Linked DNA regions of Homo sapiens: region 2 is linked to region 1. The links are chromatin loops, found by intact Hi-C in ENCODE. Cell type or tissue: Calu3. All regions are shown on one strand. Links, peaks and the distances in the headings refer to the core of each region. The heading gives the core; the rest is flanking DNA. Region 1 holds the start of BPIFA1 (BPI fold containing family A member 1). Region 2 overlaps BPIFB1 (BPI fold containing family B member 1).

What was found. A loop is a pair of places that touch in the nucleus more often than their neighbours do. Peaks named below come from ENCODE experiments on the same cell type or tissue, not always from the same donor. Only the 100,000 strongest peaks of a DNase experiment are listed, where the experiment ranks them.
Region 2: it touches region 1 in a loop (7-fold over the local background); 7 of 110 quality-filtered maps call a loop at or near these places.

Annotation. Positions count from the first base shown.
Region 1 is chr20:33,227,661-33,238,932 of GRCh38, forward strand. It overlaps BPIFA1 (BPI fold containing family A member 1), which reads left to right and starts at 8,336. Exons shown (of 9, transcript NM_130852.3): 1 at 8,336-8,390; 2 at 10,037-10,211; 3 at 10,395-10,554. The coding sequence starts at 10,052. BPIFA3 (BPI fold containing family A member 3) reads left to right here. Exons shown (of 7, transcript NM_178466.5): 7 at 1-146. In Calu3, for the core only: no CTCF peak of the experiment used is centred there; a DNase peak (open chromatin) is centred at 5,671.
Region 2 is chr20:33,285,444-33,296,715 of GRCh38, forward strand. BPIFB1 (BPI fold containing family B member 1) reads left to right here. Exons shown (of 16, transcript NM_033197.3): 2 at 590-745; 3 at 3,298-3,439; 4 at 4,442-4,549; 5 at 5,514-5,663; 6 at 6,464-6,545. The coding sequence starts at 631. Among named protein-coding and RNA genes, the nearest start is that of BPIFB1, 7.9 kb to the left of the region's middle. RefSeq lists enhancers at 4,177-5,137, 5,138-6,098, 6,565-6,614. In Calu3, for the core only: a CTCF peak has its summit at 6,564; a DNase peak (open chromatin) is centred at 6,588.

The sequences.
Region 1 (11,272 bases), core at 1,525-9,524:
TCTCCCTTAGAGTGGGGCTTCTGCTACCCTAAAAACTTTACCCCAGGCTCTGTGGACATACCATCCTCTCCTACAATAAACTCTAGCTCTGAAGGGTGCACAGGTCCCTCCCACCTGGGCCCTGGGGTTTAGGTCTAGAAGTCAGACCTGATGAAGTATCCTCCTGAGAACAAATATCCCTATGGTTGCTCATCAGCCCAGAAATACCAGGACAAAAAAAAAAAAAAATGCAGGGAGGGGCCTGTTGAGATTTCTCATTCTTTCATTCTTTCATTCCATATTTATTGGGCACCTAATATGTGTCAAGAATACTCCTGGGCTCCAAGAGGGTGTAGAGAAAGGGTGAGAGAGTGGAAAAGTGAAACCATGGGCACAAACACATCTGAGCTCACCTTCAATTCAGCTCAACTGGCAGTTCCATGAGGGTGTAGGTGCCATGCAGCATGGTGACGCATGAATCCCAGCCCCAGCATACAGCTGGCACAGAGTGAGTGCTCAGTAAATATCTGTGGCTCAATGAGTGGATGGATTCTAGTCTTAGGATCCACTAGCTGCATTTGAGACAAAGCTTGTTATCTTTCGGTCTTCATCATTTGCAAAATGGAATAGAAATCTTGCAAGATGTGGAGCAACAGAAGCCATCCCATGCTGCTGGTGGGAGATAAATTCTACCACCACTTTATAAAGCATCTCCTAGAGTTAAACATGGGCTTACTTTACAACTCAGCAATTCCACTACCTAGTGTATTCTCAACAAAAATACATGCACGTGTGGAGCAAAAGGCAAGGAAGCTCATAGCAGCAATGTTCGTCATAACCCCAAACTCAACATCCTCCCATGCCCATCAAAAGAATGAATAAATAGAATGGGCAGATATCTTGTGGGATGGGCACCCACTGGAATCTCTATAGTGATGGAAATGACCTACAATTGCACACAGCACGTGGATGAATCTCATAAACAGAATGTTACATGAAAGAAGCCATACACAAAAGGGCATGTGTTGCATCTCCCATTTATGTGAGTCCAAAAACAGCAAAACTAATCCGTGCCGCCAGAGATAAGATAGTGGTTACCTTGGAGCAAGGGTTAGATGCTAGGAGGGCATTGAAGGGGGCTTCTGGAGAGCTGATAGCATTCTGTTTCCTGATCTAGGTGCTGGGTATGGGAAGGGATGTTTGGTTTCTGAAAACTCATTGAGCTATTTACCTATACACATTTTTCTTATGTGTAATGTACTTTAACAATTTTGACAATAAAAGTATTGGCCGGTTGTGATGGCTCACACCTGTAATGCCAACACTTTGGGAAGCTGAGGCTGGAGGATTGCTTGAGGCTAGGAGTTCAAGACCAGCCTAGGCAACACAGCAAGACCCTATGTCTACAAAAAGCTTGAAAAATTAGCTGGAGGTAGTGGCACACACCTGTAGTCCCAGCTACTTGGGAGGCTGAGGCAGGAGGATTGCTTGAGCCTAGGAGTTCAAGGTTACAATAAGCTATGATTGCAACACTGTGCTTCAGCCTGGGTGATAGAGCAAGACCTTGTCTCTCTAAAAAGTCCATATATGTATTTATAATGCAGGATGCTTGTAAGGAGTAAAGCCATGAAAAACCATTTGCAGTGTATTTCACATGTGATGGGTTCATGGGAAATGCTTATTAAATGTCACTTAATCCAGCCAGGCACAGTGGCTCATACCTATAATCCCAGCACTTTGGGAGGCCAAGGTGGGTGGATCATTTGAGCTCAGGAGTTTGAGACCGGCCTGGCCAACACAGTGAAACCCCATCTCTACTAAAAATACAAAAATCAGCTAGGCATGGTGGCAGGTGCCTGTAATTCCAGCTACTCAGGAAGCTGAGGCAGGAGAATTGCTTGAACCCAGGAGGCAGAGGTTCAGTGAGCCAAGTTCATTCCACTGCACTCCAGTCTGGGCAACAGAGTGAGACTCCGTCTCAAAAAAAAAAAAAAAGTCAATTAATCCATTGTTAATGATTTGACTCTTGACTATTCAATTATTAAATATGGATTCCCACTCTCCTCCAACCAAGAGTTGAAAAAGCAACCTGAGAAATCAAGGGAAAATAACACACACATATTAATCACAGTAGCACACATTAAGCACTTGTTATATAAAGAGATTCTTGGTGCTCAGAGCTTACATCCAGCATCTTATCAATGCCTCCCAGCAACCCCACCAGATACAAAATTTCAGCTCACTTTATGCATGAGAAGCCTGAGGCTCGGAGAAATAAAGTCACTTGTCTAAGGTCACACAGTAAGGAAATGGCCACAATGACTGCACTCAGGCAGCCAGCTCTAGAGCCCACACTCTAAACCACTGTGAATCCTCCTTCCTTCCTTCCAACACCCCTCACCCCACCACACACACACACATGCACACACGCAAGCGGGGGCTGATGAAATATGTGTTCAGTGGGACTGACAAGCTCAAATAAGGAAATGTCAACAGCTCAGAGATGAGAATAGGGCAGGAGAATCTCGCTTCTCTGTCTTTCAATTCAAGCTCCCTAATCCGGAATGCTTCATCAGGGATTTGCAACCCTAAACGCTAGTGTTCTCCTTGCCAGCTGTGAGCTTGTGGGGTTCTTCCTGCTCATGATTCAAAGAGCAAACACAGGAGGGCCAGGCCTGGTCCCCAACAAGGCTACCTGGTTCACTGGTGAAGGCAGCTTTTGTCTGCCTTCCTCCTGACTCTTCCTGGGCTGGCGCAGGGCTTCCTGTAGGGACCTCCTTGGGTTTCTGACATTCTGTTTTCATTTTAAGGTTCATGGAGCATGGACTCATTACATTTCCTCCCAGAAGGGCTTGTTGGACAATGGACCTCTATTAGGATACTGGGGTTCACACTGGGGGATGGTTTAAGGCCCAAATGCAGCCCCAAATGTTCAGAACCTCAGTCCTGGCTCTGCCCCTCTGAGCTTTATAACTTCCATGCCCTCCCACTACTGGGCACTGACTCTGTGCCAGGTATTGGGCTGGGAGCTACATGTGTTTCCCCAAATTGTAGCCCTCCTGCAGCCCTAGGAGGTGGATGTCCTTAGCTCCATGACATAAGCAAGGACACTGAGGCTCAAAGAGGGGGTGCAACAAAGCATTTCTAGAGATCTGTCATACCACATCGTGCCTACAGTTAACAATGCTGTATTGTACACTTAAAACTCTGTTAAGGCCAGGCGTGGTGGATCATGCCTGTAATCCCAACACTTTGGGAGGCTGAGGTGGGCAGATCACCTGAGGTCAGGAGTTTGAGACCAGTCTGATCAACCTGGTGAAACCCCACCTCTACCAAAAATATTAATACAAAAATTAGCTGGGTGTGGTGGCACACACCCATAATCCCAGCTACTCGGGAGGCTGAGGCACGAGGAATCACTTGAGCCTGAGAGGCAGAAGTTACAGTGAGCCGAGATCATGCCACTGCACTCCTGCTTGGGAGACAGAGCAAGACTAAGAAAGAAGGAAGGAAGGAAGAAAGGAAGGAAGGAAGGAAGAAAGGAAGGAAGGAAGGAAGGAAGGAAGGAAAGAAAGAAAGAAAGAAAGAAAGAAAGAAAGAAAGAAAGAAAGAAAGAAAGAAAGAAAGAAAAGAAAGAAAGAAAGAAACTGTTAAAAAAAAAAAAAAACCAAAAAACTCTGTGGATCTCATGTTAAGTGTTCTTACTACATTAAAATTTTTTTAAGGCCATACACGGTGGCTTACACCTGTAATCCCAGCACTTTGGGCAGCCAAGACAGGTAGACCAATTGGGCCCAGGAGTTCAGGCCAGCCTAGGCAACATGGCAAAACCCTGTGTCTACAAAAAACATGAAAATTAGCCCGGTGTAGTGGTGCACACCTGTAGTCCCAGCTACCCAGAAGGCTGAAGTGAGAGGATCACCTGAGCTCGGGAGGTCGAGGCTGCAGTGAACTGTGATGGCGCCACTACAGTTCAGCCTAGGCGACAGAACGAAACTGTCTCAAAAGAAAAAAAAGAAAGGGGGTTGGCAGGGGAAGCGCTCCACCAACGGGAGGGCTCCAGGGAAGATGGGCAGGTGCTTTCTGAACTGAAAACTGTGATGCAAACTTGCACTTGAAGTAAGAGCACTGAAGCCCCAGATGACAGTCTGACTTCACCTCTTCCCAGCTGAGATGACCCTGTGCAGGTCACAGCCCTCCTTGAACCTCAGTTTCCCCACAGGCTTGTTACAGGTGGCATAAAGCTCTAGTGTCTCACAAAAGGTTATCATTAGTAGTAGTATTTTTTTTTTTGCACTTTAAAAGCAAGTGCAAAGATTAATCTCAAAAGCAAGGGGAGCTTGCCTGAAGCAAACCCTACTTGAGAATATATATTTTTTTCATCTAAGTTGGGGTTTCTGGCTCTCTGGGAATGCTCTGGAGCTTCCAAGGCCATCTGAAGACCCTCTGCAACTCAGTCCCCACGCTGACCTTTCTCCTGGGGAGGAGATCCTGCATCCCATTCTCACATTCTGGAGAACAGACCTTGCATAGGTCAGAGCCCTTTGAAAAATCAAACCAATTCTGCCCTTTAGAAATGGATCTTTTTTTTTTTTTTTTTTTTGAGACAGAGCCTCACTCTGTCACCCAGACTGGAATGCAGCGGCATGATCTTGGCTCACTGCAACCTCCGCCTCCCAGGCTCAAGCAGTTCTCCTGCCTCAGCCTACCAAGTAGCTGGGTTTACAGGTGCGCACCACTAATGCCCAGCTAATTTTTGTATTTTTAGTAGAGATGGGATTTCACCATGTTGGCCAGGCTGGTCTTGAACTCCCGACCTCAAATGATCCACCTGCCTGGGCCTCCCAAAGTGCTGAGATTACAGATGTGAGCCACCACACCCGGCCAGAAATGGATCTCTTGATTGACAAAACAACCTGAGCAAAGGCTCCCAAACACAATTGCAACCTGAGAAGCAGGAAGGAAAGGCACCACCTACAGTTTCTGAGAAACACATGGAGAGGGTATTGACATCACCAGAGTGGGGAAAACCTCTTGAAATGTTCGTGGTGTGTCCTTCCACTTGTTTCCTGGTGCCCTGAGACCTTTCCCCTGTTCAGGGCAGGGAGCATGCAGTCCCTGTGGCCACAAGGAAGGGCAGTTTCAACAGAAGCAGAAACAAGGCTCTTGACTTTCAAGAGCCTGGGTTTTTGATAAAGTGGTAGTGACAGAGAACAAACAGGTGGTTGCCAGCAGATGAAGGCAGGGTGTGGCTGTAAAGGGACCCATGAGAGTGCCTTTGGGGGGATGGAACTGTTCTTTACCCTGATTATGATGGTGGCTGACTATACATGTGGTAAGACTCAAAGGACCATACCACTAAAAGAAGTCAATTTTACTGTAAGTTTTTTTGTTTTTATAGTCTTGGCTTTTGACTTGTTAAACTCAGGGCATAGGAGAGTCTGAGAACAGCATACACACAATGAAGTTGAAGCAAATCTTCCTGCCCACAAAACTAGAAAATGCCCTATGTTGGGTTGGTGAAGTGTGAGGGTCCAGGAGAACTGGAAGGAGCATAGTTCTGGTGGGTTCTGATGGTGCCTCCGTCCCTTGCTGCTCCCAGGCAGACCTGAGCATGGGATGAAGGGAACAGAATCCCAGGCACATGTATGGGATCCAGGGACAGAGGGCGTCTGTGTCCACACTCCCTCCCAGAGCCAGAAGAGGGCATGAGACCCCAGGGAGAGAAGGGTAAAGGGAGGGTCTAGGTGGATCCAGGCAGGAGGGCTTGGGCAGCCCCTCACAGTCCTGTATCAGGCCCAAGGAACTGGCGAACAGCAGAACAATTCTGTGTCTTACAAACGAGTTGAAAGTAAATGCTAAATCCAAAGGGACCTTTCACCAGGAGGGAAGTACAGTGTCTCTGCAATCTAGGGGCAGATGGCACATGGCTGTCTCCTATATTGCCAGCCAAAAATAGGGACAGGCAGCCTCCTTGGTACAAACAAAGCCCCTAGCACAGACATGAAACCCCAGGGGGAAATTGGGACATTTCTGTTCCTGAGCAAAATGGCATTTGAAATGGTAAAGTATAGATAAATCAGAAAGATGTGTGGACGCCTGAGTTTATGAACTGTGATTCATACCAGCTCCCCAGACATCATCTCCCCATAGCCCTGTGAGGCAGATTTTATGCTCCCCATTTTACAGGTGAGGAAACTGAATGAAGTTCAGGGAACTGGACTGACTTGCCCAGGGTCGTAGGATTTGAACCAGGGCTGTTTGAGCCCAAATTCACCCACTTTCTGCTGCAATACAGACACAGCCTCCCGGCCTCAAACCAGAGGGTGTAAGCTTTCATTAACTGGCTGCACAAACTCTACTAATTCCTTGCCTTATCTGCCTCAGTTTCCCCACAAGGATAGTAGCAACCTGACCCAACCCACAAGAGTTATACGATGGGACCACTGTGAGGATGATTGCCATGTACAAGATGTGGGCAGAGTCCAGCAAGTACCTTGAATGGATAATTAAGTTCAAAGCCATGGCCCCAAACCCTTGGGGGCACCACCCAGACTCTGGAGAGCAGTGGAGCAGGCCAGTGAAGGCCTAGTGTGAGGGAGGCAGTGTGGCCCACTGATTAGCAGGGACTCAGACAGACACAGAGGGTGGCAGGGTCAATTGACTCCAACACTCACTCGCTGTGTGTCCCCAGGAAGCAGTCACCCTTTCTGATCCTCAGCCTCCTCATCCAATGTATGAGAGACAACAATACCAACCACTCCTGAAGAAGATGAGGTTCAAATATGGAGAGCACCTGGCATGCAGTCAGTGCTTAATAAAAGCACATTTATTCCTTCTCTCTCCACTTTTGCTTATAAGGTGTTAGGTTTTGCAGGGTAAGAGCTGCGCTCACTGGTCCAGGACCTTGGCCTTCCTGTGTCTTCACTTTTTCATCTGCTGAACAGACTCCAAGGGCCCCAGTGGTGGGGATAAATAAATGCCTGATTACTCCATTTAGGGAAAGGTAGAAGAAAGGGTAGGATAGAGACCAGGATGCCAAAGGATCCCTCAGGCCTGGGAACCTGGAAAGACTTTTCCAGGACCTAAAAGAGAAGCGGCGGGGCACTGTGGCTCACGCCTGTAATCCCAGCACTTTGGGAGGCTGAGATAGGTGGATCACCTGAGGTCAGGAGTTCGAGGACAGCCTGGCCAACATGGTGAAACCCCATCTCTACTAAAAATACAAAAACTTTGCCAGGCATGGTGGCGCTCGCCTGTAGTCCCAGCTGCTCAGGAGGCTGAGGCAGGAGAATCACTTGAACCCGGGAGGTGGAGGTTGTCATGAGCTGAGATCACACCACTGCACTCTAGCCTGGGCGACAGAGTAAGACTGTCTCAAAAAATAAAATAAAATAAAAATTAAGTGAAAATTTAAAAAATAAAAAGGGACGCATGAAAGTGTAAAGTTCACAGGTGGGGAAATCAAAATGGCCAGCAAGTGTTGGGAGGCACCTTCATCTCTCAGTGCAGTGATTCGGGGAAAGGACCTGAATGTGGATGTCTCACCCCAGGCAAGCACTGCATCTCTGGACAACTTGCCTCACACTCAGCCTCAGTTTCCCCCTTATAGAATAGGAGTACAGGGTTGTGAGGATTTTGTGAGATGCTGCCTGTGAACACCATGGCAGGCCAGGCATACAGCAGGAGCTCGGCCAGTGTCTGCTGTTGGCGTTGTTTTTGTTGTTTTCATTCTCCAGTCAGTTGCATTCTAACTCTGCTGCATCCTCTCTGGGTCTTTCAGCACTTGTCCCCACTGGATCTCAGTTTCCTCCTCTATAAAAGAGGAGGAGTCACCTCTCCCTCTCAGGGTTCTTGTGAGGACAGAGAGCTCCTGACGTGCAATAGGGGCTCTGAAAACAGGAGACCCTTGCCCTGGAATGGAGACGCACCCCAGATGTAGGATGCAGTGTGACTCTTTTGACATTTTAGGAGAAAGAATCCTCCAACTGGAGCAAAAAAATTAGAGCAGGAGAGGAAAGGGGCCAAGAGATGAGACTGAGGTCCCTTCCTGGGCTCTGTCTGGCTGCTCCTTTCAATGCTCCAAGCTACCTTGGGAGCGTGGGTCCCCAACCTTGGCTCCGCTCAGGAAACCATAAAGTCTTGAGTAACATCCCATCTCAGGTTTTTCTCTGTTTATCTTGTTGACCAAATAGCTTAACTGTCTCACCTGCTAATGTGATTGGCAATTATTTACTTTGGAGAGCCCTGAAAGACACTGTCAGATTGCAGAATTCTCAATTATCTAGAAACCCATCACCCAACACATGCTTCCTCGTCCCCATACTATAAAAGAGGCTGACTCCTCGGCAGAAGTGAGTGGGGGAGAGAGAGGAGACCAGGACAGCTGCTGAGACCTCTAAGAAGTCCAGGTAAGAGCCATCCATTCTGTGGCCCCTCTGCTACCCTTAACGGCAGGGATCTCAGGCTCCTGCCCTGTGGGGCAGTGAGTGATCTTGATCACTCACTGGGGGCTGTGCAAGAGAAACAGACCTGGCCAATGTCAGGGATGTGGGGATGGCCATTTGCTCTGCTGTCCTAAGAGACCAGTAACATTGATATAGAAATGGGCACTATTAATGCCGTAAATGAAAGCCTCTAAGGCATAAGTTTTAGCTTGAGGTTACCAATGTGGATACAGATGATCCAAAAACCTCCTAAAATTCTTCACCCAATTTTATACATTTTGATGCATTTTTTCTGAGACTAGGATCTTTAGCTTCCATTGGATTCATAAAGGGTCTGTTGCCCAAAAGAGATTCAGAGGCTGTGGTCAAAGTTACCTCCCTAAGAAGGGCACAACTGGCTCTTTGGACCAAAGACCTTTCATTTCCAGCCTTCCACCACAAGGATGGAGCTTTAGCTGAGTCAGCCAATAGATGGAATTTTGCACAAAGTCACCAGTTGTCTCCAAATTGTAGGTACTAGTGCTGGCTCTGGACAACTCTGCTGGCTGCCAAATAGACCTGTGAGAGGTCTGCAAGCCAAACCTCAGGGGTTGACCGGAATTCCATCCAGGGCAGCTTGAAGGAGAAGAGAAAGGTGTCAAAATGATAGAATGCATGTTTGTGTGTTGGGTGAGGGGAGGGTTGGGAGACCTGCCTTCAACCACAGCTCTGCCATCAATTTATTGTATGACCTTGGGAAAGTCACTACCCCTCTTTGGTCTCCTGGTTCTTCTCATGCAATGAAGACTTTGATGGCCCCAGGAATTCCCCAACAAAGGTCTACATGAGATGGTGGCTGTGGCCATGCGACCCCTGTATTGTGTGACTTTCAAGGGCATCCACCAACCATCATGGCCTGAGCTCAGGCCAAAGGACTGAACAGGGATGATCTAAAACAGTTCAATTCTTCAGCACTTGCACGTTTAACCCTTCTCATTTGCTTTGTCTGAAGAGCAGCAATGATTCAAACCATTGAAGCAAGCCCGATTGGAGAATAAATCTGATGGTTACTTAATTTAACCGAGGGTTCACCTGGCTCTAGCTTCTAATCCTCTGTCCACCGTGTACTTGTGACCTTGGGGAAAGTTACCCACACTCGGTAGTACACAAGTGGGTTTCAAGAAGGGATGGGAGTATATTTGAAACTCCCAACTGCAAACTCACTTGACCTCTGTGAGCCTTGGTTTCTCCTACTGGAAAATCAGACAAGTGAACTGTGGGCAAGATGGAGTGAGGTGAGGCTGGGATTCTTGGCAAGAAGGAAAAAAACCCTCTTCTTTGGAATGTGGTGGAGTGGGGCTGTCTCCTTTTTAGGCCCCTGATCAGTGGTCCTCACCTGTGCAATGCAGGTAACAGGTGCCCATGTCTTAGGGTTGTGATGAAGATGAAATTGTGTAAAGTGGTCAGCCTGTTGCCTGGCAAAGAGAAATTGTTCAGCAGTATTAGCTATTACTAGTGACCCCCTGGTGTTCTGGGGAGCAAACAACCCCACCCCCCAGGTGTCAGGGCAGGTGGTGGATAAATTCCTCTCTGATACCCATGCCATGTTGGACTTGTCATTCTGGCCACAGATACTAAGAGCAAAGATGTTTCAAACTGGGGGCCTCATTGTCTTCTACGGGCTGTTAGCCCAGACCATGGCCCAGTTTGGAGGCCTGCCCGTGCCCCTGGACCAGACCCTGCCCTTGAATGTGAATCCAGCCCTGCCCTTGAGTCCCACAGGTCTTGCAGGAAGCTTGACAAATGGTGAGTTTTCAGGGGTGTATGTGTGCATGTGTGTGTGTGTGTGTGTGTGTGTGTGTGTGTGTGTGTGTGTGTGTGTGTGTCCAACCCTGCAAAGTGGGGAGGGACAGGGCTGGATGGGGGAGGGGGCCTGAGGATCTGGAATTGTCAGATCTGACCCCCAGAGACCCTTACACCCATTTCCAGCCCTCAGCAATGGCCTGCTGTCTGGGGGCCTGTTGGGCATTCTGGAAAACCTTCCGCTCCTGGACATCCTGAAGCCTGGAGGAGGTACTTCTGGTGGCCTCCTTGGGGGACTGCTTGGAAAAGTGACGTCAGTGATTCCTGGCCTGAACAACATCATTGAGTGAGTTGTCCTAAAATAGAGCTTTGATCTCCACCAGGGAACCCCAGGTGAAGATCTGCCAGCCCCAGGCAGTGACCCTGAAGCAGCGACCCTGAAGCAGCGAGGGAGCGGCCTGAAGATGGAGCCAGGACTCAGTTCTGAGACCCATCTCCAGTTTGGCAGGGACACCCGTCCTCCCCAAACCAGCAATGCCCTCAGTTCTAGGCATGTCCTGAGGCCCCAGCATCATCTATAATCCTCACCACAACCCTTTGAGGTCGATTTAATAATCTCCAGTTTGCAAATGGGAAAACCAAAGCACAGAGGTGCCTGTGTTCACGCTGCTAGAGTGATGCCAAGTGAGTAAGGCTCTCACTCTACTATCCTAACTCCAAAGCCAAGGCTCTTCCCACTACACTGTGGTCATTTTGTTCTCTGCACCTGTGAAATCCCTTAGAACACAGACGGCCTTTGATGTTAGCGAGAGTATAACCTGCCCACCTTGATGATATCAATGTGATGAAAAACAGTGTGATGTCCATGGAAAGGTCTAACGTGGAGTTTCCCATGAGACACCCAAGAGCTCGCAAAGCAAAAAGCAAGAATGGAAGCTTGATGCCAGTGAGCCGGCAGAGCCTGGTTCCTGGATAGGACTGGATCAAAGCCATTTCCAAAATCCTACCCACCCAGGGTCTCACTCCCTGACTTGGAGACAGACAGACTTCTTGACTTTGATTTT
Region 2 (11,272 bases), core at 1,982-9,981, 58 kb after region 1:
TGGCTCACGCCTGTAATCCCAGCACTTTGGGAGGCCGAGGTGGGCAGATCACGAGGTCAGGAGATCGAGACCATCCTGGCTAACACGGTGAAACCCCGTCTCTACTAAAAATACAAAAAAAAAAATTAGCCTGGCGCGGTGGTGGGTGTCTGTAGTCCCAACTACTCAGGAGGCTGAGGCAGGAGAATGGTGTGAACTCAGGAGGTGGAGCTTGCAGTGAGCCGAGATGGCACCACTGCACTCCAGCCTGGGTGACAGAGCGAGACTCTGTCTCAAAAAAAAAAAAAAAGAAAGAAAATAGCTAATACATTCCAAGTGCTTACCATGTGAAAGACACCGTGCTAAATGCTTTCCAGATATTAACTCACTTAATCCCTCAACTCTGGGAAGCTGGGGTCATTATCCCCATTTGTCTGATAAGAAAACTGAGGCACAAAGAGGTTACGTTGATTGCCTAAGGCTACACAGCTAGCCCAGGCAGTTAAACACTGCACTCAACAGCCTCTCCTGGACACCGTGCCCCAGGTCACCGGGCATCATGGGCCTGCCCTTGGCCCCTCTGCCTCAGGTCCCTCTGTGCTCACCCCAGGTCTGGCATCCTGCACTTGCTGCCCTCTGACACCTGGGAAGATGGCCGGCCCGTGGACCTTCACCCTTCTCTGTGGTTTGCTGGCAGCCACCTTGATCCAAGCCACCCTCAGTCCCACTGCAGTTCTCATCCTCGGCCCAAAAGTCATCAAAGAAAGTAAGTTTTGTCCCTCCGGAGCTGGCTGCCATAAGACAAGGGGGTAGGTGGAGCAGCTTCCCAAAGGAGGGAGAGAGTTCCTCATCACGGGGGATGTGCATGGCTGAGATCCCAGAACGTGGGTGAACATGAGTGGGAGGTTGTAAAGGTCTGGAGAGTCTGTGATCTCAAGAGTCCACGATTCCAAGAACCCCTTCTTAAATTCCACAGTTCCAAAGACCCTGAGTTTCCACAGCCTGCAGAAGGGGCATGCAGCCACTGCATGCAGTGATGCAGCTGCCTCTCCCACTGCCTTCACCTGAAATCCCATCGTCAGAGCACCCCGTCTTAGTTAGACCCAGTGTGCTCCTCCTCCCCAGAGCAGAGACCCTTGACTGCAAGTGTGGCAGCCTGGGTCCCAGGCACAGTGTATCACTTTCCAGCTCTGGGGCACTGGGCCAGTCCCTGAGCCTCAGCTTCCACCTTGGGACACAAATAAGAGGGCCTTCCTCACTGGGTGGTTGGAATTGACTAGAGCTTTATGAATGCTATGACCATGGTTTCAACCTCAGCACTTCTGATGTTGTGGACCAAACAACTATTTATTATGGGGGGTGTCCTGGGCACTTTAGGATGTTTAACAGCATCCCTAACCCAACTGTGACAACCAAAAAGGTCTCCAGACATTGACAAATATCTCTTAGGGGACAAAATCATCTCAGTGGAGAACGACTACTCTAAAGTCTCATCCCCTTAGAGGGGACTCACCTGTCAGCTCTGGAGGCCACTTGAGCACTTAGAGGACCAGACCTCTGCATTCAGGGGGACTAGGGGCCTGGGTCATGGCCAGAGGGGCAGGGGCAGGTCCTGTGGGACCAACAGGCTCTGTAGCCAGCGGATGGATTCCCAAGTAAGGACGGGAAGCAGAGGGCTCTGAGAGGTTGGAGGGAGGCAGAGGTGGCCTGGATCCACACTGTGAAGCTCAAGCATGTGGAATTTCAGCCAGAAGGAGCTTAGAGATGAACAACCATGCTTTAGGCTCTCCTATAAGGAGTTGTGTACAAGTGGTTGGTTTTGAAGGTGACCCCAGAAACACCTACAGGAGTGTGGGGAGGCAAGGCAGGGAAGGAAAGGCATCCCATGAGGGGTGCATGTCCAAGCCAGTTACCACTGTGGCGACTGAAGCTCAGTCCTGCCTAGCAACTGCATCTATTAGGGCCATTCAGGAGACAGAAACCACACAGTAAATGCCAACAGGTAAGTTTAATGTAAAGAAGTATTACCAGGGGATTGGAAGAATGAGGAATTGGCTAAGAGGGAAAACAGACAGAGCTCTAAAGGATAACCTAGGGATGGAGGGGGTAGCCAAGGACAGAGCAAGTTCAGAGGTAGAGAATCCTCCCCAGCCCTCTTTGTAGAGGGTGTGGTTGAAGCCCACTGTGTGGTGGAGAAGTTTGCTGGCTTGTCCCAGGCCAGAGCTGGTCCACAGTTGGCAATCTGACGCTAGTGGGTGGAGAACTACCTGCCAGGGGGCCAATAAAATTCTCTGGGAAGCTGCCCCTGGAGGAAGGGGGCTGCTGTTAACTCACGGGGAAGCTGTCTCTGGGGAACTGCCTAGAAGCTAGCCAGGGTGCCTGCAGAACTCACTCAGCAAAAGCCACTGGGCAGTGACACCATAGGAACCTGGAAAGAGAAGCACACCAGAGCCATGAAGGGAATCCCCCCCATGCCCCTCCAGAGTCTCCACTGAAAGGGCTTAACACTGTGCCAAATGGCAAAAAAGAAATATTCACTGGGCCCAGTTCCATTACCACAGAGCAGGCAAAGTGGGTGGATTTGCAGCTGAGAGGCTATAACCCAGGAGCTCTGATACACAATGAGGGACACACATCTGAGCCATCCTGCCTGAGGGGTGAGGGAGCTGGGATATTGATACACCAACTCTCACCAATCACTGGCTGAAGTCTGCTCCTGGGGCATCAGCTCTCCAGCACTTCTGACCTGCTCTGCACATGAGCCAGATGGGCTCTAGCTGCTCACAAAAAGCCAGCTGGGACAAGAACCCAGGGCTCTTGACACTTATGCCTCTGTCCTGGCTCCTTCTTCCTCTGCTCAGCACTTGAGGCTTTTTGGACAACACATCCATAGGATATGGATGCCAGACAATTGTTAACAAGTGTGCTTTGGCAGCAAAACAGCCCCAAACAGAGTTTTGAGGGTTCCCTGCCTGTTGGCCCTAGAAATGCTTGCAACTGGCTCAGGGGATGAGTGCAGGTCCAGGTGCTGAGTGCAGTGGCCGACACTCCCCACAGAGGCTGGCAATGCTCAGGGGTGTGAATGGTCCCAGCCTCGCTCCTGATGTGAAAACGACCCATCTGGGCTACTGTCCTCAAGGCTACATCTACACAGTGGGGACTGGCAGGCTGGTCCTGACCTCCACCACAGTAGAGATGGCTACACCCTCGCCTTACCTCAGGGAGCCTCGAGTGATACCCCTCCCCAGCCTGGAGCTCCCACCAAGCCTTCCTTCTTGCCCCTCCTCCTGGGCCCTAATCCCTGGGGTCTGCCTCCAGAGCTGACACAGGAGCTGAAGGACCACAACGCCACCAGCATCCTGCAGCAGCTGCCGCTGCTCAGTGCCATGCGGGAAAAGCCAGCCGGAGGCATCCCTGTGCTGGGCAGCCTGGTGAACACCGTCCTGAAGCACATCATCTGGTGAGTGGAGCAGGACCACACCAGGAGCTAGCCCCTTCCCACACCTTTGCCCGGGACACGCTCTGCATGCTCAGTCAACCAGTCTGCAAGCATCGACTTGTGTCAGATCACAAAGAGTGGATCAAACAAAGCCCCTCCGTCAAGAAGCTCCCAGAATAGTTAACAAGAACCATAAGACAGTGACACAGGAACCCTAATACAACAACCCCAGAGCAAGGCCAGGGACGGTGGCTCAAGCCTGTAATCCCAGCACTTTGGGAGGCCAAGGTGGGTGGATCACCTGAGGTTAGGAGTTCGAGACCAGCCTGGCCAACATGGCAAAACCCCATCTCTACTAAAAATATAAAAATTAGCCAGGCATGGTGGCAGAAGCCTGTAATCCCAGCTACTCAGGAGGCTGAGGCAGGAGAATCGCTTGAACCTGGGAAGTGGAAGTTGCAGTGAGCTGAGATGGTGCCATTGCACTCCAGCCTGGGTGACAAGAGTGAGATTCTGTCTCAAAAAAAAAAAAACAAAAAAAAAAAAACAACCCAGAGCAAGGTTGTCTGGGGTGGCACAGGGAAGGGATGAGGTGATGCTTCTCACTGGAGGTGACAGTGGAGCCGATGACTCAATGCTCACCAGGAGACAAGAAGCAAATGGCATCCAGGTAGAAGAATCAGGCTGGGCAAAGGCATGGAGAAGTGACAGTCGGTCAGAATGGCTAGAGCTCAAACCTCAAGGCAAGGAGTAAGGGATCAGCAGGGTCAGGTCACAGAGGGTCTTATGAGTCAGCTCAAGGAGCTGGGAGTCACCACCTAGAAGAGAAGGCACCATAATAGCATTGTGAGCAGGAGTGGAGGGGAGGGATGGAGGCAAGACCATCTGGAGAGGAGTCGGTGGGCAGGGCCAGGGTCCCGCTGCTGCCTAGGCACCCCAGGGAGATGGAAAAGATAGAGAGGGAGTGGATTTGGGAATAATGAGCCGGAGGCATGATTCTGATCTCTCCTAAACCCCATCCAGGCTGAAGGTCATCACAGCTAACATCCTCCAGCTGCAGGTGAAGCCCTCGGCCAATGACCAGGAGCTGCTAGTCAAGATCCCCCTGGACATGGTGGCTGGATTCAACACGTGAGTGACCCCTCCATCAAGTACAGTAGGCTTGACAGGCTCATCTGCTCGTTCCCCCTCCCCCGCCCCCACCATGCAGGTGTCTGGAAAAGAGAGTTCCGAGCAGAGAGAAGAGCAAGTGCAGAGGCCCTGTGGCAGCAGTGTACTTGCCTTGCTCAAAGAATGGCAAAGACAGGGGAAAGAGAGAGGGGGCATGGTAGGAGATGAGGCCAGCAGGCAGCCGAGGCCAGATCATACAAGGCCTCTTGGGAGAAGATAAGGACTTGGCTTTTGCTGAGTAGGACGGGAGCCAGGGAGGATTCTGAGCAGAGGAGGGATATGCTGTGCTTTCACATTTTTAAAGACTCCTGGCTGCTGTGGGGAAAAAAGACTTTCTGGGGGTAAGAGTGGAGACAGGAAGGCTATCCCAAAGCTACTGCAACAATTCAGGAGGAGATAATGATGGCTTAGACCAGGGTTTGGGGCAGGGAGGTGCTGAGAAGTTGATTGGATTCTGGATATGTTTTGGAGGTAGGTGGGGACACCAGGATATCCCGGGGAACTGAATATGCATGTGTATTCAGGGGGAAAGAGAGAGAAGTCAACGATGACTCCAAGAGTTCTGCCTGCACCACTGGCAGGATGGAGTGGTCAGTAACCAAGACAGGCAAGGCCATGAGAGGAGCAGGTCTGGGGAAGAGCCAGTCCAGTGTTGCATGCGCTAAACTTGAGAAGCCCGTGAGACATCGGAGTAGGGGGCTGGGGGTAAGTTTGGAAGCTGTCAGCAGACGAAAGACGTTTCAACCAAAGAGGAGTCTGAAAACTGAGCCTGGGACATGCTGGGGTGAAGTTGGGTGAAGATGAGGAGAAACCAGCAAAGGAGACTGAGGAAGGAGGTGAGGGCTGGAAGACAGAGACGGACGGCAGGGTTGCTCCAGCCCGAGCTTGCCTGGTGCTCACATGGTCAGGTGCCTCCACCCGCTAGGCCCCTGGTCAAGACCATCGTGGAGTTCCACATGACGACTGAGGCCCAAGCCACCATCCGCATGGACACCAGTGCAAGTGGCCCCACCCGCCTGGTCCTCAGTGACTGTGCCACCAGCCATGGGAGCCTGCGCATCCAACTGCTGCATAAGTGAGTGTCGCTGGCCACCAGCCGGGCTCCCATCCTGCCTGGAAGGAACGCCAGGCAGTGGACTTCCCCCATTTTACAAATGGAGAACGCTGAGGCCTAGAGAAAGAAAGGGACTTATCCCCTCCTGATTCCTGATCTGGGGCTCCTTCCAGGGAATCTGTGATGCCAAGGGAAGTTCAGGACATCAAGGTCAGAAGCAACCATGGTGGGTTTCAGGCATGACACCGGGAGGTGGGGCAAATCTTTGAAGGGGGAGGCCTAGAAACTCCTCCAAACACCAGGGCAGGTGTAGGTGGAGCCAGGGGCAAAAACATAGGCTTTGGGTCAGGCCAACACATTCTCTTCATTTGCTCTCCGGGTGATGATGGCCAAGTGGCCACCCTGTGTCTCACTTTCCTCACCCGTAAAGTGCAGGTAATGACACCTTCCAGGCAGTGGTGAGAAAACTGATCAGACAACAGCCATCAAGCACTCAGAACAGTGCACGCGCATGGTGGTGCCAAAAAACATGGCGCCCCCCCTTCCCTTCTTAGCAGGAGGACAGGGAGAAATGCCAGCTCCCATCATCCCAATGCCCAGCATAAAGTTCCAATGACAACACCCAGCCGCTGCTTTCTGATAACTCTTTGCCACTGCCTACACCTGGCTCAGGGGCTACTCCCAGCCCCGTCTCTAACACGTCCTGTGACCTTGGGCAGGTTCCTTCCTCCCTTAGACTCAGCCTCCCCCTCTGTAAAATAGAGGAAGGGGTGATCATCTCTGACCCTTCCTAATGTCTCTCGTGCTCTCTTCCCTGAAAGGCTCTCCTTCCTGGTGAACGCCTTAGCTAAGCAGGTCATGAACCTCCTAGTGCCATCCCTGCCCAATCTAGTGAAAAACCAGGTGAGTGGAATCAGGGCCTCTCTGGCCTGTGGGCATTGCGCCCCCTGTGGGGCTTGGGTGGAACTGCAAGTTGGTGCTAAGTGACTGGAGTCTCCTTGGGTGGGTTTTGCTGAAAGAATTATCTGGGGCTGGATAGCAAAGAGTCATGGAGTGGGGTGGGCCATTGACCCAGGCAGACAGGCAAGGTCATGGGACTGCTAAAAGTCAGCCAGGAGCCCGTGAACAGTGACGTGCTGATAAATTTTTAGCAATTGTCTCTGGAGGGGTTGTTGAAGGGAGGCAAACCTGATTTGTAGCTTTTGCGGATTTCCCTGGTGGAAATACTCCCTTCAGGGCCAATTTTAGGCGACCAGTGTGATGTCACTGAACAGAGTTGGGAAAAGATATACAATAGCACACGATTGTATATTTCCACTAAACAGATACATAAACATGATCTCAGGAGTAATAGATAGTAGTAAAATACAGCAAACTAATTAGGAAGCAATGCGTTTTAAATTTTTATTAAATTTGTTTTAATATAATTTATTTAATTGTAAGTTTATATGTCTAATTTGTAACAATGTCTGGGCTTAGCACCCAGCTCAGAAATTTGTGGAAATTTAACAATTGGTTCTCAAAAGCTAGTACAAGCTGGCTCTAGCACGGCACTGTCACACATCAATCTGGCTGTGGTATTCAGGGCTGCACCACCCACCAGGTCCTGTTGGATTTTTTTTCTGCGTCAGTAAACACAGGTGACTCTCATTTTAGTTGCCCCTATTTGTCACAGGTATACTAAAACTTTGTAAATTGAATTCATCCACATTAACCAGTGATTTCCACTGTAAATTCCAAGATGTGTTCGTAACAATGGGCCACCCGATCTAGGGTCAAAACACCTTGTCAAATAGCTAATATTTCTTGGAATAAGACTTTTTTCTTTGATTTTTGTTTTTGTTTGTTTGTTTTGAGACAGAGTCTTGCTCTGTCGCCTAGGCGGGAGTGCAGTGGCGCAATCTCAGCTCACTGCAACCTCCGCCTCCCGGGTTCAAGCAATTCTCATGCCTCAGCCTCCCAAGTGGCTGGGATGACAGATGAGCACCACCAGGCATGGCTAGTTTTTATATTTTTAGTAGAGACAAGGTTTTCGCCATGTTGGCCAGGCTGGTCTCAAACCCCTGACCTCAGGTGATCCGCCTGCCTCAGCCTCCCAAAGTGCTGGGATTATAGGCATGAGCCACTGTGCCTGGCGACTTTTTTCTTTGAAAAGATGATGTAATAAATGAAAAAATTTGGGGAAAAAAAATCCATAATCCTTTTACTTTCACCCAGGAGCGCTTTGATCTTTTGCAGATTGCCTTCCCACCTCCATCCACATGCACTAGTATTTTTAAGAGGCTGCTCTTGGTGTCAGCCTTTAAATCAGATCTATGTTTCAAAGTCATTATACAATACTTGTAATTATTAAATAGGTACATTGGGTTTAATAATTTACGAAAACATTCCAGCAAATCCTTTTTTAAATAATGTGATTTTATTAAGAGTACTTTAAAATGACAGTAGCAATATTTAAAACAGTATTTTAGGCCAGGGCCAGTGGCTCACACCTGTAATCTCAGCACTTTGGCAGGTCGAGGCGGGAGGATCACTTGAGCCCAGGATTTGCGACTTGCCTGGAAAACACAGAGAAACCCATCTCTACAGAAAAATAAAAAATTAGAATAGCTGGGCATGATGGTGTGCCCCTATGGTCCCAGCTACTCAGGTGGCTGAGGCAGAAGGATCGCTTGAGTCTAGGATGTTGAGGCTGCAGTGAGTCACAGTTGTGCCACTGCACTCCAGCCTAGGCATGACGGCAAGACTCTGTCTCAAAAACTAAATAAATAAATAACACTGCTTTATATAAACAATGTGATTCTTATTAAGAGTACTTTAAAACAATGGAGATTTTTATTTTTCTCCAAGTTGGCTTCCATGTCCTTACCTTCAAGAAAAATACAGTAAAACATTTAATCTCCATTTTGTGAAATATACATCAACTGTACAATATACTATTACGTTTGTTTCTCTAATAAGCTGGAGTTATGATTTTCAACTTCTGCTTCTGCACTAGTAAAGCTTAAGAGTAGCATGTATAGTCAAAGGAAGATCCATTATTTTAATAGTCGAAATATCTACATATTAAAGAGGCCAGGGAAAAATAAGTGAATAATCAAAAACTAAATAAAGCTCAAATAAGATCTTAAAAGGTTAATTTCAGAAGCAATACTGATTCAGCCCAATTCAAGCTACCTTTCTCCAGTACTTTTTTGGAAGAGAATGGGGAGAGACAGAGAGAGATGAGAAGGGAGGGAACCAATATAATGAATTAATGAATTGTGTGATATAATGAATATAATGAACAATGAATATAATGAATTGTGTGATCTCAAAGTTCAAGACAATGGCTTCTTATAGGTAGAATGTTGAGACTCCGACCTTTTAGCAAAGGTACGTATCCAGGGAGTTTTTTAAAGGGAATCCAAAAGTGAAAAACTTCATAACATTGGAATTTTCTTATGTAAGAAAGAAAATTTTGTTTCTTTGAATAATTTTATTTATCTGTTTCAAGGTGGGAATTTCATAAAGTAGGACCCAGCTGTAGATTTTCTTCCCAGCCTCCAGCAAAATCATATTTTATCTGGCATCACACTTTAATAGTTAAAAATATATTTTCCAGTAGAAAAGATGACAAAAACTTGGAATTATACAATGCTCCTTGCATAGTATCTGTCTTTAATGGTGAAAAGCTAAGTAGAAAGAACAATGTGTGAAAGCCGGCATCCCATTATCATCAGCAAATCCACTACATTCACTGGATTTGATATGATGGTCATAGAAATATTTTATTTGGCATGAAGGGAAAAGGCATAGCACGTTTAAGAGGTGAGCGTCTGGTAGGAGCTCATTTAGAAAATGTTGAGGCCAGGCGCAGTGGCCCACATCTGTAATCCCAGCACTTCGGGAGGCCAAGGCAGGAGGATCCCCTGAGATCAGGAGCTTGAGACCAGGCTGGCCAACATGACGAAACCCCGTCTCTACTAAAAATACAAAAATTAGCTGGGCGCAGTGGCGCACACCTGTAATCCTAACTACTTGGGAGGCTGAGGCAGAAGAATCACTTGAACCCAAGAGGCGGAGGTTGCAGTGAGCTGAGATAACGCCACTGCACTCCAGCCTGGGCGACAGAGAGAAACTCTATCTCAAAAAAAAAAAAATTAAAAATAAATAAATAAATAAAATGGGGATGATGGAATGACTTGCTTTATATAATTGTGAGTATTCCATAAGATGCATGGAAAAAAATCTAGCTAGGCTGGTCGTGGCGGCTCACTCCTATAATCCCAGCACTTTGGGAGGCCAAGGCAGGAGGATCCCCTGAGATCAGGAGCTTGAGACCAGCCTGGCCAACATGGTGAAATCCCATCTCTACTAAAAATACAAAAATTAGCCAGACATGGTGGTGGGCGCCTGTAATCCCAGTTACTCGGGAGGATGAGGCAGGAGAATCAGAGAGGATGAGGCAGGAGAATTGCTTGAACCTGGGAGGTGGAGGTTGCAGTGAGCCGAGATTGCACCACTGCACTCCAGCCTGGGTGACAGAGTGAGACTCGAAAGAAGAAAGAAAGAGAGAAGAAGAAAGAAAGAAAGAGAGAAAGAAAGAAAGAAAGAGAGAAAAAAAGGGAGAAAAGGAAGCAAGGAAGGAAAAAGAGAGAGAGGGAAGGAAGGAAGGAGAGAGAGAGAGAAAGAGAGAGAGAAGAAAGGAAGGAAAGAAGGAAGGAAGGAAGGGGAAGGGAAGGAAGGAAAGAAGGAAGGAAGGAAGGGGAAGGGGAAGGGAAGGAAGGAAAGAAGGAAGGAAGGGGATTGGGAAGGGAAGGAAGGAAAGAAGGAAGGAAGGAAGGGGAAGGGAAAGGGAAGGAAGGAAGGACGGAAAAAGAGAGAGAGGGAGGGAGGGAAGAAAGGAAGGAAGGGAGGGAGGGAGGGAGGGAGGGAAAATGTTGAAATCTTTTTCAGTGTAAATCCATGGGTCTCAACCCTCGTTGCACATCAGAGCCATCAGAACCTGAGAAACCTTTAAAAAATACTAATGGCTAGGCCCTACCCCAGATTCAGAAGTAACTGGTCTGGGTGGGTCCTAGTATCCCAGAGGACTCTACTGTGTAGCCAGGATTGAGACCTGCTGATAGAAATGAAGGATGGGGAATTGTGGGATAAAATGCAGAGGTTCCCCGGGACACTTTCCGGTGAGAAACAGGCTCCCCTGGCAGTGCCTGCTGGGAGTCTCTGAGCTGAAAGTCTTCCATCCTCTCTGGGCTCTAGATTGGCAATGCAGCCAGGAGCAGGGAACGGTTATTCATAGGAGTTAACATTTCTCAAAGGCATTGTCATTCCTCAAGAGTATTAAGGGGTGGTCAACAAGACAAAAATGTCCTCAATAATCTTGGAGCACTGCCCTGAAAAGTGAGTCAAATGTTTGACCTTCTCCCTAAGCAGAACAGCTCAGGTCAGGGTTAGGTTAGGTCAGAGTTTCTCAGCCTTGGTGGTACTGACATTTTGGGCTGGATAATTCTTTGTCTGGATGCTGTCCTATGCACAGTAGGATGTTTAGCTGCATCCCTGGCCTCTACCCACTAGTTGTCATCCCCTCCAAGTTGTGACAACTAAAAATGTCTCTAGAAATTTCCAAATGTCTCCTTGGGGACAAA